2 separate regions of the Homo sapiens genome follow, and region 2 is linked to region 1. A link is a loop called in an ENCODE intact Hi-C map of the cell type or tissue named here. Cell type or tissue: OCI-LY7. All regions are shown on one strand.

What was found. Hi-C counts contacts between places; a loop is a spot of excess contacts. Peaks named below come from ENCODE experiments on the same cell type or tissue, not always from the same donor. Only the 100,000 strongest peaks of a DNase experiment are listed, where the experiment ranks them.
Region 2: a loop joins it to region 1, with 2.9 times the contacts of the local background. A loop is called at or near these places in 7 of 110 quality-filtered maps.

What each region holds. Positions count from the first base shown.
Region 1 is chr2:39,910,071-39,918,070 of GRCh38, forward strand. It overlaps SLC8A1-AS1 (SLC8A1 antisense RNA 1), which reads left to right and starts at 7,564. Exons shown (of 5, transcript NR_038441.1): 1 at 7,564-7,589. In OCI-LY7, a CTCF peak has its summit at 3,688 (motif pointing right); DNase peaks (open chromatin) are centred at 3,701 and 4,231; H3K27ac peaks cover 1,051 bases.
Region 2 is chr2:39,834,597-39,842,596 of GRCh38, forward strand. No RefSeq gene overlaps it. Among named protein-coding and RNA genes, the nearest start is that of THUMPD2, 59 kb to the left of the region's middle. RefSeq lists enhancers at 3,942-4,489, 4,800-4,889. In OCI-LY7, CTCF peaks have their summits at 3,436 (motif pointing right) and 3,648; DNase peaks (open chromatin) are centred at 2,215 and 3,435.

The DNA.
Region 1 (8,000 bases):
TTCTGCCAGTTGAAACAAGTTCTTTAACCTCTCCCGTCTCAGTTCGTATAATTCACGGAGGGTGAGTTGGACTGGATGAGATAGCATTCCTTCTAGCTTAAAAGTCTTTGGAACTAATTTCCGTTTGCTGCATATATTCGTTTTTAATTCTCCTTTCCATGTGTTCCATATGTAGTTATTTAGGGACAATTTCCTCAGGCATTTTCAGAACATTCTCAATTTTACAAAGATTATAGGATACAATTATAGCTTATATGATTTTAGGAACTATGACATTGTAAAGAAAAATTATTGTGATAATCAGTAAACCTCTAAGATATTCTTACAAAGGCCACTTTTAGAAAATCACAGAAAATGAAGTCGGGTGATGTTATTTGTATGCATCAGGTGAAAAAAATACTCCCAAATGAGGAAAAATATTTTGGGACTTTTGAGTTGACTAGAATTCAAAGTAAAAAAAAAAAAAAAAGCCAGATCATTTTCTGTAATGATTCAACTCATTGGACATTTCTTGAGGTGTCAGTTATACCTTCTTAGAAATAGCTCTAGACATTTACAAGTTGTTAGAATAAAATAAACAAATGAATTAAAAAACCAACCAGATCTTGTGCATCCAGAGAGGTTCAATCTCTTCCAAACAATAATTTTTTTAGGATGCTATTATTGCTTAATTGTCTTTGAAATTCCTTTCCTGAAGCTACCTGTAGAATCTGAGGCATATGCTTTTGAACATGCTCACTGATGAAAACTATTTTTTTCCTGAAATCAAATCCGCGGTCAAAAATCATTTAGAAGTAAGAACAGTAGGTGAAAGGGCAGATCAAACTGGATAGTACTTTTTAGTGTATAAAATAGGGAACAACAGCAAGATGAGTGATTTTCTTACATTGAGAACTAGCTCCAAAGGTGGTTCAAAAGAGAACTCCTTAAATTGTTTAGAATGAGGAGTCAACATAAAAAACGCTTTGTGTCTTTTGTCATGTTAAAAAATGAGTCTCACAAACTTACATGACACAAGTTTACCAATGAAACAAACCTGCATATGTACCACTGAACTTACAAGTTAAAACAAAAAATGAGTCTCACAGTTTGCATGAAGTGTTACTTGATTTCAACCTGAAGCATCTTGGTAGTCAATTCAAATTCTGGTTCTGCCACTTAGGAACTGTGTGACATTGGGAAAGACTTGGTTTCCCAGAGCTTCATTTTTTCTTACAATGTGGGAAATATGTCACAGAGATGAGATGAGTGTTCAGTGAGGATGTGTGAATATATCTCACAAACTTTAATGGGTAATACCCAAGATAGTTATTAATAATGCCATTTTATGCATAATTTCTTATATAAATTTAATTAAACTATAAGCTCATAAAATATTCCTATCAAATATGATAGGAAAAATAAGGGAGAGATTTTCAGGATACTTATTGCCAATCCAGGCACCCTACTAAGCTCTTTATAATTTTTATTATAAGCTCTTTATAAATTATATTGAAATTTACTTGTATAATTTTAAATTTAGTTATTATGAACACTACAAGTTTCCATTGTATAGGTGAGAAAACTAAGGTTTAGAGAGTTTAATTTTGCCAGAGTTATAAAACTAGCAAATGATGGAGCTGAGGGTGGGGTCCAGATCTGAATGACTCCCAAACCAATGTTTTAAAAGCCCTATGTTACACTGCTTCCATTTCTGGCAACAATGTGAAGAGAAAAAGGAATGTACAAGACTTTGTTATATTGCACCAGTAATTACCAGACTTATTTGCATATGAGAATTACCCTGAACGTATAAAAACCATTGCAGCATCCAGGGCACACCAGAAATCAATTAAATTCCTTGAGGGTTGAATCCAGATATTAGCCTTAAACAAGCAAAACAGAAAGCTGTTCAGGTGATTCCAACATGCAGCCAAGTTTGAAACTCCATGTGTTTTAAGGTCAGTCCCTGAGACTGACTAGGAGATTTGTGATGACTGTGGGCTTGGGAGTAAGATGGTTCTAACTCCTGTTTGGCTGCTTAGGAGTTGTATGATTACGGACAGGTTACTGCCCTTCTCTAAACCTCAAATGATACTGAAAACATGTATTTGTGGGTAAAATAAAATAACCCAAGAAATGTTCCAGCACACTGCCTGGACCTACCAAGTAGTGCCTGGTGGTAGTAATACTTTGTTTCTCAAGCTCATTCTCTGCACAGATTTTCGGTTGCTTCTTGAAACTTTTAAGCATGTGATCTGCTGCCCCTGAGTGAAAGCAAGAGGCTACTATTGGCTCCTAAGTCTCTTTTGAATCATAATGTTATGCCATTTTTATTTGGGACGTGTATTTCTATAAGTGGTTCACAATATTTAGCAATGGAAACAATGGCTTATCTTGGGAGTAACCCAAGCCACTTGGTAATGAGAATAGTTATTTGATGATTTGATAGTTAATATTGGTGTTCTGGAAATGGCCATGTACATATGTTTATAGATGTGTGTTTTCTGTTTTTTGTTTTTTTGGGTAGATGTCACCCTTTCCCCTTATAGCTTGTTTACTTTCCTCACACAGGTGTAGGCAGGCAGCAGCGTTGTTTGAATTAGTCTTTTAAGTGAGTGTTTAATGAAGATGAGTAATTGCTTGCAGCTGCATGTATCTGTAGGGATTTGATTTTCTTCTAGTAGAGAACAAGGTGATTTTCCAGACAACTTTGGAAAGTGTGATCTTGGTTGTCCCCACATACTTGAGAGTGACTGCCTCTTGCACCAAAATGCCATGAAACTTCCTGCTTCCCTCCAGAAGACACCATCCTAGCTGGGGTATAGGCAGCTCATTTTATCTTAGAGAAGGTTTCCCCCTTCAATATAAAAGGTAATCAATGTGGTTTCAAGTGAAGATTATAAACATGAATGGCTCCTTGAGGGTGTGGCACTATGGCCTGATGAATCCTAGATTTGTTTCCACTTTCCCCCTAATTAAGACTGAAGTTTGAACTGCTGGCATGGTTGAAAGTAGATTCTGAGATTTTTTCACTTAGAAACAGGATTTTCTAGAGTCGATCTATGCAGAGACCTTGTAGGGGAAAGAACAGGATTGGCACCAAACATTGGGGTTTAGAAGTCATAAGTAGGACCTAAGAGAGGCAACCAAGGAACCACAGAGTTGAGTGACTGGACTAAGACCCTTAACCAGTGGCAGGGCTGGATTCTAAGTGTGTATCTGAGTTCCTCCAAAGCGTATTCTTTACTTCATACAATTCCCTGAATATCCTCACCTGTGAGGAGGCAGAATCCTTTCATCCCTCAATGGCAATGGAAATGCATGTACGCATCTTACACAATGGGTGTGTTCTTGAAGAGTGGTGAGAAAAATTGCTTTTATAAATCAAATCACATACCATGTTTACAAGGAATATTAATATTTAAAAGGAATTCAATCTTAAATCTTTTTTGAATTCTTGGTAAATGTAGATGTTATTCAAAGTGAGGCTTCGGTGTAGTCATAATCATTAAACTGCTAGCAAATGTTATTCTAATATATTAGTCCATGATACCATAAGATGGATTAATTTTTATTACAAAGTACGATTCTTGATTTTTTTTTTTGGTGAAGTTGTGTTTGATGAGGAAGTGCTATCAAATTACAAAAGGAGAATTGACCAAGCAGGAGAGTTGAGCTCTATCAAGCCAGCTACTTGTTTTATCCACTAGAGGGTAGCATTGGCATTGGAATGACACGTAGACATTTACAGTTTTTCAAATTGAAAGAGCTGCCTGTGAAATGCAGACTATTGCCAAATCTACAATATATTAAATGATTTGATAAACAATTTGATATGACGGAAAACACCACATGATTGTAATTGGATTCTTCTGTATTACTGGGCGATGTACACCCTGAAGGACATTCTTAAGGCCCACTACCTGTGTCTTGTGGGGGTGGTTACTTTGGGCCTCAAGCCAACCATGTGCCATTTGGGACTAAGACCTTTCCTTCTCACCTTTCCAGCTCAATTCCTGCTTTACTTCTCCATTTGCAAATTGTCAGCATGCTGGAGAATCTCAGTGTGAATTACCTTCCCTTTCCTTCAACCTAAAGCCGTACTTACCATAGAAGTTGATTCTTTTAATGAGTCTCTTGAGGAATTCAACACTTGTGACAGGCATTTCTGCTTATCCTCACTAGAATGCTGTGAGGGGCCTGAGGACTGCCGTCCTCATGCCTTTTAACATAGAAAGACAAAGTCCTCATGTCATTTCACATCACCCTTCTGCTTGGTAGTGGAGCCAGGGCTGGATTCTGGTTGTGTTTTGTCTAACTCATCATTGACTGAGTGGTTTCCAGTGCTTAGCAGGGACTTCCTAGGTGTATGACACTTTTTTTTTTTTTTTTTAACTTAGCCCCTCATCCACCACATTGCTACTAGCAGTAACTACAAAACCACCAGACTACAGTAGTAGGTCCGTATACAGAACAAGATATTTAAAAGAGGTTGTTTTATCCAAGAAAGAAGTATTTTTGTTGTTCAAAATATTAATCTGTGAGAGGCACTAACATTCAGACCACAGCAGGCAGCAAACAATGAGCTTGTCTTGGAACTCACAGTTCTCCACCTGGCCTGGTAGCTGTACTACAAACATAGTATGTTCTTAATCGCTTTATGTTCTTTTTTGCATTTTTAGAATTTTTTTGATAGATAATATTTGTATGTTTTGAGATTCATGTGATATTTTGTTACATGCAGAGTGTTGTAATGATCAAACCAGGGTATTAGGATATCCATCACCCCAAATATTTATCATTTCTATGTGTTGGGAACATTTCAAGTCCTCGCTTCTAGCTATTTTGAAATATACCGTATGTTGTTAACTATAGTCACTCTACTCTGCTGTTGAATATAACTTTTTCCTTTTACCTGTATGTTTGTACCCATTAACTAACCTCTCTTCTTTCCCCTATCCCCAACACAGATCCTTCCCAGGATCTGCTATCTATCATTGTACTCTACCTCCATGAGATCAACTTTTTAAAGCTCCTACATGAGAACATGGGATATTTGTCTTTCTGTGCCTGGCTTATTTCACTTAACGTAATTATGTCCACTTCCATCCATGTTGCTGCAAATGACATGATTTCATTCTTTCTAATGGCCCAGTGGTACTCCATTGTGTATATATATATACCACATTTTCTTTATCCATTCATCTGATAATACTTAAGTTGATTTCATAGCTTTGCTATTGTGAATGGTGCTGCAATAAACACGGGGGCCACAGGTATCCCTTTGAAATAATGATTTCCTTTCCTTTGGCTAAATAGCCAGTAGTGGTATTGCTGGATCATAAGATAGTTCCATTTTTACTTTTTTGGAGAAATCTTCATTTTTTTTTTATAGTGGCTGTACTAATTTACGTTCCTACTAATAGTGTCTAAGAGTTCCCTTTTCTCCACATCTTCACCGGCAACTGCTATTTTTTTTGCCTTGTTTCTAATAGTACTTCTAACTGGGGTAAGATGATATTTCATTGTGGTTTTGATTTCATCTACCTGATGATTAGTGATGTTGAGTATTTTTTCATATACCTGTTGACCCATTTACCTGTTGTATGTCTTCTTTTGAGAAATGTCTATGACATTTACTCACTTTTTTATGAGATTATTTGTTTTGCTGTTGAGTTTACTTTAATGTCTACTGATTACTAAGTCCCTTGTCAGATGAATAATTTGCAAATATTTTCTCCCATTCAACAGATGTCTGTTCACTCTATTGATTTCTAGTGTATGCAGAAGTTTTCCAGTTTATTTATTTTTTAGAGACAGTCTTGCTCTGTTACCCAGGCTGGAGTGCAGTCGCATGAATGTAGTTCACTGCAGCCTCCAACTCCTGGGTTCAAGTGATCCTCCCTCCTCAACCTCCCAAAGTGCTGAGCTGCTTTTCAATTTAATAAAGTCCCACTTGTCTATTTTGTTTCTGTTCCCTGTGCTTTTGAGGTCTGAGCCATAATAAAATCTTAACCTAGACCAATGTTACCATGTTTTCCTTCCTTATTTCCTCTCCTCCTTCCTTCCTTCCTTGGTTGCTTTCTTGCTTTGTTTTTGTTTTTTTTTTGAGCTGGAGTCTCACTCTGTAGCCCAGGCTGGAGGGCAGTGATGGAATCTCCGCTCACTGCAACCTCCACCTACTGGGTTCAAGCTATTCTCTTGCCTCAGCCTCCTGAGTAGGTGGGATTACAGATGCATGCCACCATGCCTGGCTAATTTTTTTTTGAATTTTTAGTAGAGATGGTTTCGGCATGTTGGCCAGGCTGGTCTTGAACTCCTGAACTCAGGTGATCCTCCTGCCTTGGCCTCCCAAAGTACTGGGATTACAGGCATGAGCCACTGCACCTGGTCCCACTATGTTTTCTTCTAATAGATTTATAGTTTTGGGTTTTACATTTACCTTTAATCCATCTTCACTTGATTTTTACATATGGTGAGATAGGGATCGGGTTTCATTCTTCTGCATGTTGATATTCAGTTTTCCCAGCAGTATTTATTGAAGAGAGTGTCCTTTTCCCAATATGTTCTTGGCACCTTTATAAAAAAAAATCAGTTTGTTGTAACTATGTGAATTTATGTATGGGGCCTCTGTTTCTTTCCACTGGCCTATGTGTCTGTTTTTATACTAGTACCATGCAATTTTGGTTACTAGAGTCTTGTAACATATTTTGAAGTCAGGTGGTGTGATGCCTCCAGCTTTGTTCTTTCTACTCAGGATTGCTTTGGCTATTCTGGCTCTTTTCAGCTTCCATATAAATTTTTGGATTGTTTTTTCTATTTCTGTGAAAAATGACATTAGTATTTTGATAGGGATTGCATTGGATCTGTAGATTGCTTTTGGTAGTATGGTTATTTTAACAATATTCTTCTGACGCATGAGCATGGGATGTCTTTCCATTTATTTGTGTTCAACTTTTTTCATCAGTGTTTTGTACTTTTCCTTATAGAAGTCTTTCACCTTTTTGGTTAAATCGATTCGTAGGTATTATATTTTACTTCTATAGCTGTTGTAAATGGGATTGTTTTCTTGATTGCTTCATCAGCTAGGTCACTAATCATGTATAGAAATGCTATGATTTTTGCATGTTGATTTTGTTTCTTGCAACTTCACTGAATGTATATATCAAATTGAGGGTTTTTAATGGAGTTTTTAGTTTTTTCTAGATATAAGATTAAGTTATTTGCAAAGAGAGCAACTTGACTTCCTCTGTTCCAATTTGAATGCCTTTTATTTCTCTTACCTGATTGGTCTGGCTAGGACTTCTAATATTATGTGATATGGTTTGGCTGTATGTTCCCACCCAAATCTCACCTGGAATTGTAATCTCCATAATCCCTACATGTCAAGCGCAGGACCAGGTAGAGGTAATGGGATCTTGGGGGCAGCTTCCTCCATGCTATTCTCATGATAGTGAGTTCTCATGAGATCTGATGGTTTCATAAGCATCTGGCATTTCCCCTGCTTGTGCTCACTCTGACCTTCCTCCCTACAAAGTTGTGTGCTTCTCCTTTTCCTTATGCCATGATTGTTAAGTTTCCTGAGGCCTCCCCAGCAATGCAGAACTGTGAGTCAATTAAACCTCTTTTCTTTATAAATTACCCAGTCTCAGGCAGTTCTTTATAGCAGTGTGAGAATGCACTAATACATTAAGTAAAATTCTAGTGGTGAAAGTGAAACTCTTTCCCCTAGGAACTCTTTCTAGTTCTTAGGGGAAAGAATGTCAGCTTTTCCCCACTCAATATCATGTTTACTGTGGGTTTGTCATATACAGCCTTTGTTATGTTGAGGTAAGTTCTCTTCTGTGCCTACTTTGTTGAGAGGTTTTATCATGAGGAAATGCTGAATTTTATCAGATGCTTTTTAAAAATCTATTGAGAAGAGCATATGGTTTTTGTCCTTCATTCTGTTGATGTGATGTATCACATTTATTGATTTGTGCGTGTTGAACCATCTTTGCATCCCTGGGATAAATCTT
Region 2 (8,000 bases), 75 kb before region 1:
TGAGCAGATATAATTTGACTTCCTCTTTTCCAATTTGGAAGCCTTTTATTTCTTTCTCCTGCCTGACCACTCTGGCTAGGACTTCTAGTACTTCCAGTTGAATAGCAGTAGTGAGAGTCAACATTCTCCTCTTGTGCCAGGTCTTAGGGGAAATGCTTTTCCGCATTCAGTATGATGTTGGCTGTGGGTTTATCATGTATGGCTCTCATGATTATGATTATTTTGAGATATGTTCTTTCTATGCCTAGGTTGTTGAGGGTGTTTATGCTGAAGGGATATTGGATTTAATCAAATGCATATTCTGTAACTATTGAGATAATGCAATTTTTGCTTTTGTTCTCTTTATGTGGTGAAATGACATTTATTGACTTGCATATGTTGAACCAACTTTGCATCCCTGGAATAAAGCCTACTTGATCATGATGAATTTTTTTTTTATTGTGTTGTTGGATCCAGTCTGCTACTATTTTGTTGAGAATTTTTACATCTATGTTCATCAGTGATATTGTAGTTTTCTGGTTTGATGTCCTTACATGGTTTTGATATAAGGATCATACTGGAATCATAGAATGAGTTAGGTAGGATTCTTCCTCTTTGATTTTTTAGAATAGTTTCAGTAACATTGGTACCAGCTCTTCTTCATACATCTGGTAAGATTCAGTTCTTTATCCTTCCAGTCCTACACTTTTTTTTGTTGGAGGATTTTTTATTATCAATTCAAATTTAATCCTTGCTATTGGTCTATTCTGTGTTTCTATTTCTTCCTGGTTTAATCTCAGGAAGTTGTATGAATCTAGAAATTTATCCATTTCCTCTAGGTTTTCTAGTTTGTGTGCACTGAGGTGTTCTGATCTTTTGTATCTATCTGATATCAGTTGCAATGTCATGTTTATCATTTCTGATTGTGCTTATTTGAATCTTCTCTCTTTTTTCTTGGTTAGTCTAGTGGTCTGTCAATTTTGTTTATCTTTTCAAAAAACCAACTTTTTGTTTTATTGATCTTTTAAATTGTTTTTTTTTGTCTCAATCTCATTTAGTTCTGCTCTGATCTTTGTTATTTCTTTTCTTCTGCTAGCTTTGAGTTTGGTTTGTTATTGTTTTTCAAGTTCCTTAAGGTGTGATGGTAGATTGTTAATTTGAGATCTCTCTATCTTTTCAATGGAGGCATTTAGTGTTATCAACTTTTCTTTAAGCACTGCTTTTGCTCTATGCCAGAGGTTGTTTTATGTTGTATCTCCGTTTTCATTCATTTCAAATAATTTTTAATTTTTGCCTTAATTTTATTGTTTACCCAAAACTCGTTCAGAAACAAATTGTTTAGTTTACGTGTACTTGTATAGTTTTGAGAATTCCTCTTGGTATTGATTTCTAATTTTATTATCCTGTAGTCTGACAAGACACTTTATATGATTTTGATTTTTTTGAATTTATTGAGACTTGCTTTAAGGAGAAGCATATGGTTGATTATGGAGAATCTTTCACGTGTAGGTGAGAAAAATGTATGTTCTGCAGTTGTTTGGTAGAATAAATGTCTATCAGGTCTCTTTGGTCTATTGGCCAGTTTAAGTCCAGAGTTTCTTTGTTGATTGTCTGTCTTTATGATCTGTCTGTTAATGTCAGGGGGTATTGAAATCCTCACTATTATTCTATTGCTATCAATCTGCTTTCTTAGGTTTATTAGTGTTTATTTTATGAATCTGGGTGCTCTGGTATTGGGTTGATATATATTTAGAATTGCTAAATCTTGTTGTGTTGAATCCTTTATTATTATATAATGACTTTGTCTTTTGTAACTGCTCCCATTTTAAGTTTATTAGTTTTATCTAATATGAGTATGTCTATTCCTACTCACTTTCATTTTCCGTTTGTGTTGTATATATTTTTCCACCCTTTTACTTTGAGTCTGAATTTGTCTTTAGGTGCATCTCACGTAGACAACAGATGGTTGTGTCTTGTATTTTTTTAAATCCAATTTGCCACTCTATGTTTAAGTAGGGCATTTAGGCCATTTACATTCAAGGTTAATATTGATATGTGAGGTTCTGTTATTGTTGTAGTATTGTTAGCTAGTTTTGGAGTTTTGATTGTGTATTTGATTTATAGGCTCTGTGAGCATTTTACTTATGTGTCCTTTTTCTGATGCAAGTATCATTTTCTGTTTCCATGTGTAGAACTCGTCTGAGCATCTCTTGTAGCACTGGTCTCATGGTGACAAATTCTCTTAGCGTTTGCTTATCTAAGAAAGGCTTTATTTCCCCTTTATTTATTAAGCTTAGTTTGGCAGGATATAAAATTCTTGACTGGTGTTTTTGAGCTTAAGGATGCTAAAAATAGGCCCCGAAACTCTTTTAGGGTTTCTGCTAAGGAGTCTATTGTTAATCTGATTGTTTGTCTTTTATAGATGATTTGACCTTTTTCTCTAGCTCCCTTTAAGGACTTTTCTCTAGTGTTGACTTTGGATTGTCTGATGACTATATACCTTGGTGGTGTTCATCTTGTACAGTATCTCACATATATTCTCTGAATTTTTTTCTTTTCTTTTGTTTTCTTTTTTTTTTTTTTTTTTAAGACGGAGTCTCACTCACTCTGTCACCCAAGCTGGAGTGCAGTGGCATGATCTTGGCTCGCTGCAACCTCTGCCTCCTGGGTTCAAGCAATTCTCATGCCTCAGCCTCCTGAGTAGCCAAAATTACAGACTTGCACCACCACACTCAGGTAATTTTTGTATTTTTAGTAGAGACGAAGTTTTGCTATGTTGGCCAGGGTGGTCTTGAACTCCTGACCTCAGATGATCCCTCCACCTCAGCCTCCCAAGGTGCTGGGATTACAGACGTGAGCCACTGTGCCCAGCCTGACTATGTTAGTTTTAAATACTGGTTTTCAAGCTCTGAAATTCTTTCTTCTGCTTTATCTAGTCTATTGTTAATGTTTTCTATTTATTTTGAAATTCCTTAAATGATATTTCACTTCTAGACGTTCTGATTTTTAAAAACAAGACATTTATCTCTTTCTTCATTTCCTGGCTTGCTTTCGTAGCTTCTTTGTGTTGGTTTTCAACCTCGTCTTGGATCTCCTTGAGCTTCCTCGTAATCCATACTTTGAATTCTTTATATATCATTTCTGAGTTTCCATTTTGGTTAACGGCCATTTCTAGAGAGCTAGCGTGATCCTTTGGTGGTGTCACAACATTCAAATTTTTTTGTGATGCCATAATTCTTATGCTAATTTCTTCCCATCTGGAGAGCCTGCCACTTCTTATTTTTGACATTCTTTTCATTCAGATGGGATTTTTAGAATTTCCCTATATTTTTCCTCCCAACCCTGGGGTTGTGATTGTAGAGTATGTTGGGTGAGGTCCTTTGGCTTTGCTTCTGTTACCCCGTGCACTTCTGTCTGCAGCTTTTATATTGGCCTGTGCAGTTTGACCTGCGGCCGGTAGATGGCACTTACGAGTAAGAGCCAGCTATAGCACAAAGTATGTACATGGGTATGTACTTGATCTTTGTTTACCGTCAGGTGCTATCTGTTGTTTCAGGTGGTGGGCTGGACAGTGGAGTGCCCAGAGTCCTAAGCTTCCTGTTCAGCAGGGGAATAGACAGAGCTGAACCCCCTGGGTTGTTTATGAATACCCCAGTGATGAGCACAGGCACCAGGCCTAATGAGGGTGACTAGAGGGGCTGCTGGTAAAATGTGCTGAAGTTCTCTGTGGGGCATGAGGAGGTTGCACCAGCTCCATGTCCTAAATAGGAAGAAACATGATCTGTTTGCTTTTCACGCCCCTGTTCTTGGCCTTGTGAATGTCAGTTCAGACACACACTGTTGTCTATCTTCAGAGCCATGACAAGTGCCTCTGTTTCGACTCTCCAAGGGAGTGGTTTTGGGGTTGAACCTCTTCACTCAGCCCAATACAGACATCTTTATGGCTCACCTATTCTCTAACGTGGTAAAATTGCTACATCATGTGGAGGGGAGGGGACTCTGTCTTCTGGCCTGTGTGATGAGCGTCAGCTGTGGGCGTATTGGCTGATTGGATCAGCCCAACCTCAGGCCCTTGGGGGAGTGGTCAGGTGCCAGCAGTGTTGGACTGGACTAGGTAGTTCCCCAGGCCCAGGCCCCAAGATGGTCCACTGGATGGCATGCATGAGTCTCCAAGGGGCTGGACTGGGGTCAGGCCAGCCCTGAGTTCAGGTGCTGTCTGTGATGAGGAGGGGTGGGCTGGTCCTTGGGTCACCCACAGAACTCTCAGGCAGGGACAGGCAGAATGCCAAGGTGGTGGGAGCCTGAGGCAGATCACAAGCCTGTGGGGGTTGGGCTCTCAGAAGGGCCCTGGGCCGCAGCTGAAATGTTCAGATGGGGGCAGGGTGGCTGTGCTGTAAACCTTTCACTGAGAAGGGCAGGTCCCTTCAGCTGGGGCAATGGAGACTCACAGCCATGGGGCATGTGGCACGTTTGCACTTCCCTCCTGCAGAAACAACACTGGATTTCACTGTTAGGGGCATGCAAAGGTGCCAGCCCTCTCTGCTTCCTCCCTGGCCTGGGGGAAGCAAAGGAAGGGGCAGTAGGGGGTGGTGGCTGTAAAGGGCTTGTAAGTGACCTCTGGGAGTAGGGCTTTCAGATTAACACTGAGCCATGGCTACAGTATTCATGCAGGGACCAGGTGGATGCACTGGGGGTCTGAAGCCAGCAAGTCTCATATGGCAGGGAGCAGCAGAGGTGTGGAGTTGTGGGGTGCAGAGTCTGCCCACTGCTCCTCCATATCTCAGCTGCAGCATCTGTGCTGGAGATGCATGACAGTGCCCAGCCTCCCTATTCTCTTCCTGGCCCAGGAGTGGCAGGGGTGGAGACAGTGGCACTGGTGACTGCAAAGCGCCTCTCAGTGACTTCCGGGAGTTGGGTTCTCAGAGGAACACTGGGCCATGGCTGCAGTGTTCAGGTAGGGCTGGGGTGGGTACACTGGGGGCCTGAAGCAGGTAAACCTTATTTGGCAAGGCACAGTGGAGGCAGGAAGTCATGTGGCAGGTAGTCTGGCCACAGTATCTATCCTGGGGATGTGTGAAAGTGCTTGGCCTTCCGGATTTGCAGGGCAGTGGCAGCTGGTGCTGGGTTGCTCAGGAATCAAAAGCCTATGGGAATCCATGTGGCTTTTGGTTGGTGCCTCTGCACAGTCTCCCGGTAGCTCTCGTGTGTGTGTGTGTGTGTGTGTGTGTATGTGTGACTAGGATTTTAAAGGTTCATGGTGGAGGTGTGGATCCCCAGGGGGCTCTCACTCACTCACCCTTCTTCATATTAGCAAGTCTCTCCTGGCTCCGCACCAGTCCCAGCTTGGTGGCTGCTTGGCTTTGCCCTTTTAGCTTTCCATAGGTGCCATCATTTCTCTAGTGAATTTCAGGGTGCTCTCTTTGACTAACTTCTTGAAGTGTTAGTATTTACTCCCTATTTTGGTTTCTCCCGGTGAAAGAGGTGCCTACTACCTGGTTCTAGTCAGTCATCTTAAACTGGAACCTCACTCTGTGCCTTTTAATTGGAGAATGAATTCACTTATATTCAAGGTAAGGATCGATAGCTAAGGACTTATTACTGCCATCTTATTAATGATTTTCTGGTTGTTTTGTAGATCCTGTGTTACTTTCTTTTCCTCTTGCTGCTCTCCTTTGTGATTAGGTGATTTTCTCTAGTGATATTCTTTGATTTCTTTTCATCTTTTGCGTATCTACTGTAAGTTTTTGCTTTGTGGTTACCATGAAGCTTACACAAGGCAGCCTATATTTATAACAGACTACTTTAAGCTGAGAACAACTTAATTTTGATCACATAAAAAACTCTACACTTTTATTTTACCCTCCACTCCCACATTAAAATTTTTAAATTTGTCACAATGTGTATTTGTCATAATTCACATCTTTTTATGTTGCGTCTCCCTTAACATATTACTGTCACTATTATTGTTTTTCATAGTTTTGTCTTTTAACCTTTATACTAAATATACATACAGGCAGCCATTCTAAAGTGTTTACTATGTATCTTGTTGTCTATGTTCTAGCAAGTTGTGTCTTATTTCATGTACATGTATTTTAGTCTACATAAATTGTTTTGTATACTATGTCTCATTCAGTTTTTTAAAAGAAGTTTTCTCTCAATACCTTATTTTCAAAATCCATGTATGTTTCTGGGTGTACGTAGAGCCGTTTGATTGCAGTTGCATGGGACTCCATGGTGGGCATCCACCTTTTGCCTATCCATTCCCCTAGGTTTCCTCCCAATACCTGCTACCATCAAGGAATGCTTAATGAATATCTTTCTATATGTCCTCTTATAGACCCATGTGAGAATTTCCTTCGTATATATGACCAGGAACAAAATTGCTGTACCATAGATCATGCAGATACTAATTTGTCTAAGTACTGGAAGATTGCTTTGGGGGAATAGATGCTCCTTTCTACTTCTACCAGCACTGCATGAGAATGCAAATGTAGTCAGACTTCTGCCAGCATTTGGCATGGCCTCACATTCTTTTTTTTTTTTTTTTTTTCAGATGGAGTCTTGCTCTGTCGCCCAGGCTGGAGTGCAGTGGCGTGATCTCGGCTCATTGAAAGCTCTGCCTCCCGGGTTCACGCCATTCTCCTGGCTCAGCCTCCCGAGTAGCTGGGACTACAGGCACCCACCACCACACCCGGCTAATTTTTTTGCATTTTTAGTAGAGACGGGGTTTCACCGTGTTAGCCAGGATGGGCTCGATCTCCTGACCTCCTGATCCGCCTGCCTTGGCCTCCCAAAGGGCTGGGATTACAGGTGTGAGCCACCGCGCCCGGCCCAAATTCTTATTTTTTCATTTACTTCGGGCCCTCATTCTTATTTTTCATTTAATTTGATGTATTTCACTATTGCTTTCATATGCATTTCCCTGATTACTAATAAATTCATATGTCTTTTTTATGTTTGTCATTTTTTCTTCTCTAAATTGCCTGTTCATTTTTTTATTGAGAGTTATTCTTTTTTCCAACTGATTTGAAATAGGTTGTTTTATATTCTAGATATTAATTTCCCACTGGAGTTAAAAATTCCAGTTACCTCCTCTCATTCTGTCCTTGGCTAACTTTGTTCATGCTATAAATGGTTAAACAGAATTCTTGTCTTATGGACTGTGTTGCCATAGCTATACGTATATATAGTTAATAGAGGAAAAGTAACTTTGTGATTTTTTAAGAATATCTTTCTGTATGTCTTCTTATAGACCTATGTGAGAATATCACATATTTCTCACATAGTCTATAAGAGAACGTATAGAAAGATATTCATTGAGCATTACTTGACAGAGGTAGGTATTGAGAGGAAACATAGGAGAATGGATAGGCAATATATATATATGTGTGTGTGTATATATATGTGTGTGTGTGTGTGTATGTGTGTATATATGCATCCCGTACATATATATATATATATATATATATCTCATATATTTATATATATTTATTTATTTTTTATTTTTTTGAGACCAGGTCACCCAGGCTGGAGTGCAGTGATGTGAACACCACTCACTGCAGGCTCTACCTCCCAGGCTTAAGCGATCCTCCTGCCTCAGCCTCCCAAGTAGCTGGGACCACAGGTGTGTGCCACCATGCCTGGCTAATTTTTTGTTTTTTTTTTCATTATTTGTAAAGACAGAGTCTCAACATGTTGCCCAGGCTGGTCTCGAACTCCTGGACTCAAGCAATTCTCCTGCCTTGGCCTCCCAAAGTGCTGGGATTATAGGCATGAGCCACTGTGCCTGGCAAATATGTGTTTTTCGCTTTCACATTAAGTCTAGTTTATCTGGTGTCCACACTTGTATGTGATGTTAGGTGATTATCCAGCCTTTTGTTTTCTCATTATGAGGCATTTCCACCAATATCTACTATTAAACAATTTAGTCATTCACCATTGATTCTAGATACCATCTTTATCATATATTAAGTTTGTATGTTGAGTGTGTCAGAGAGAGAGAGAGAGAGAGAGGGTGGGGG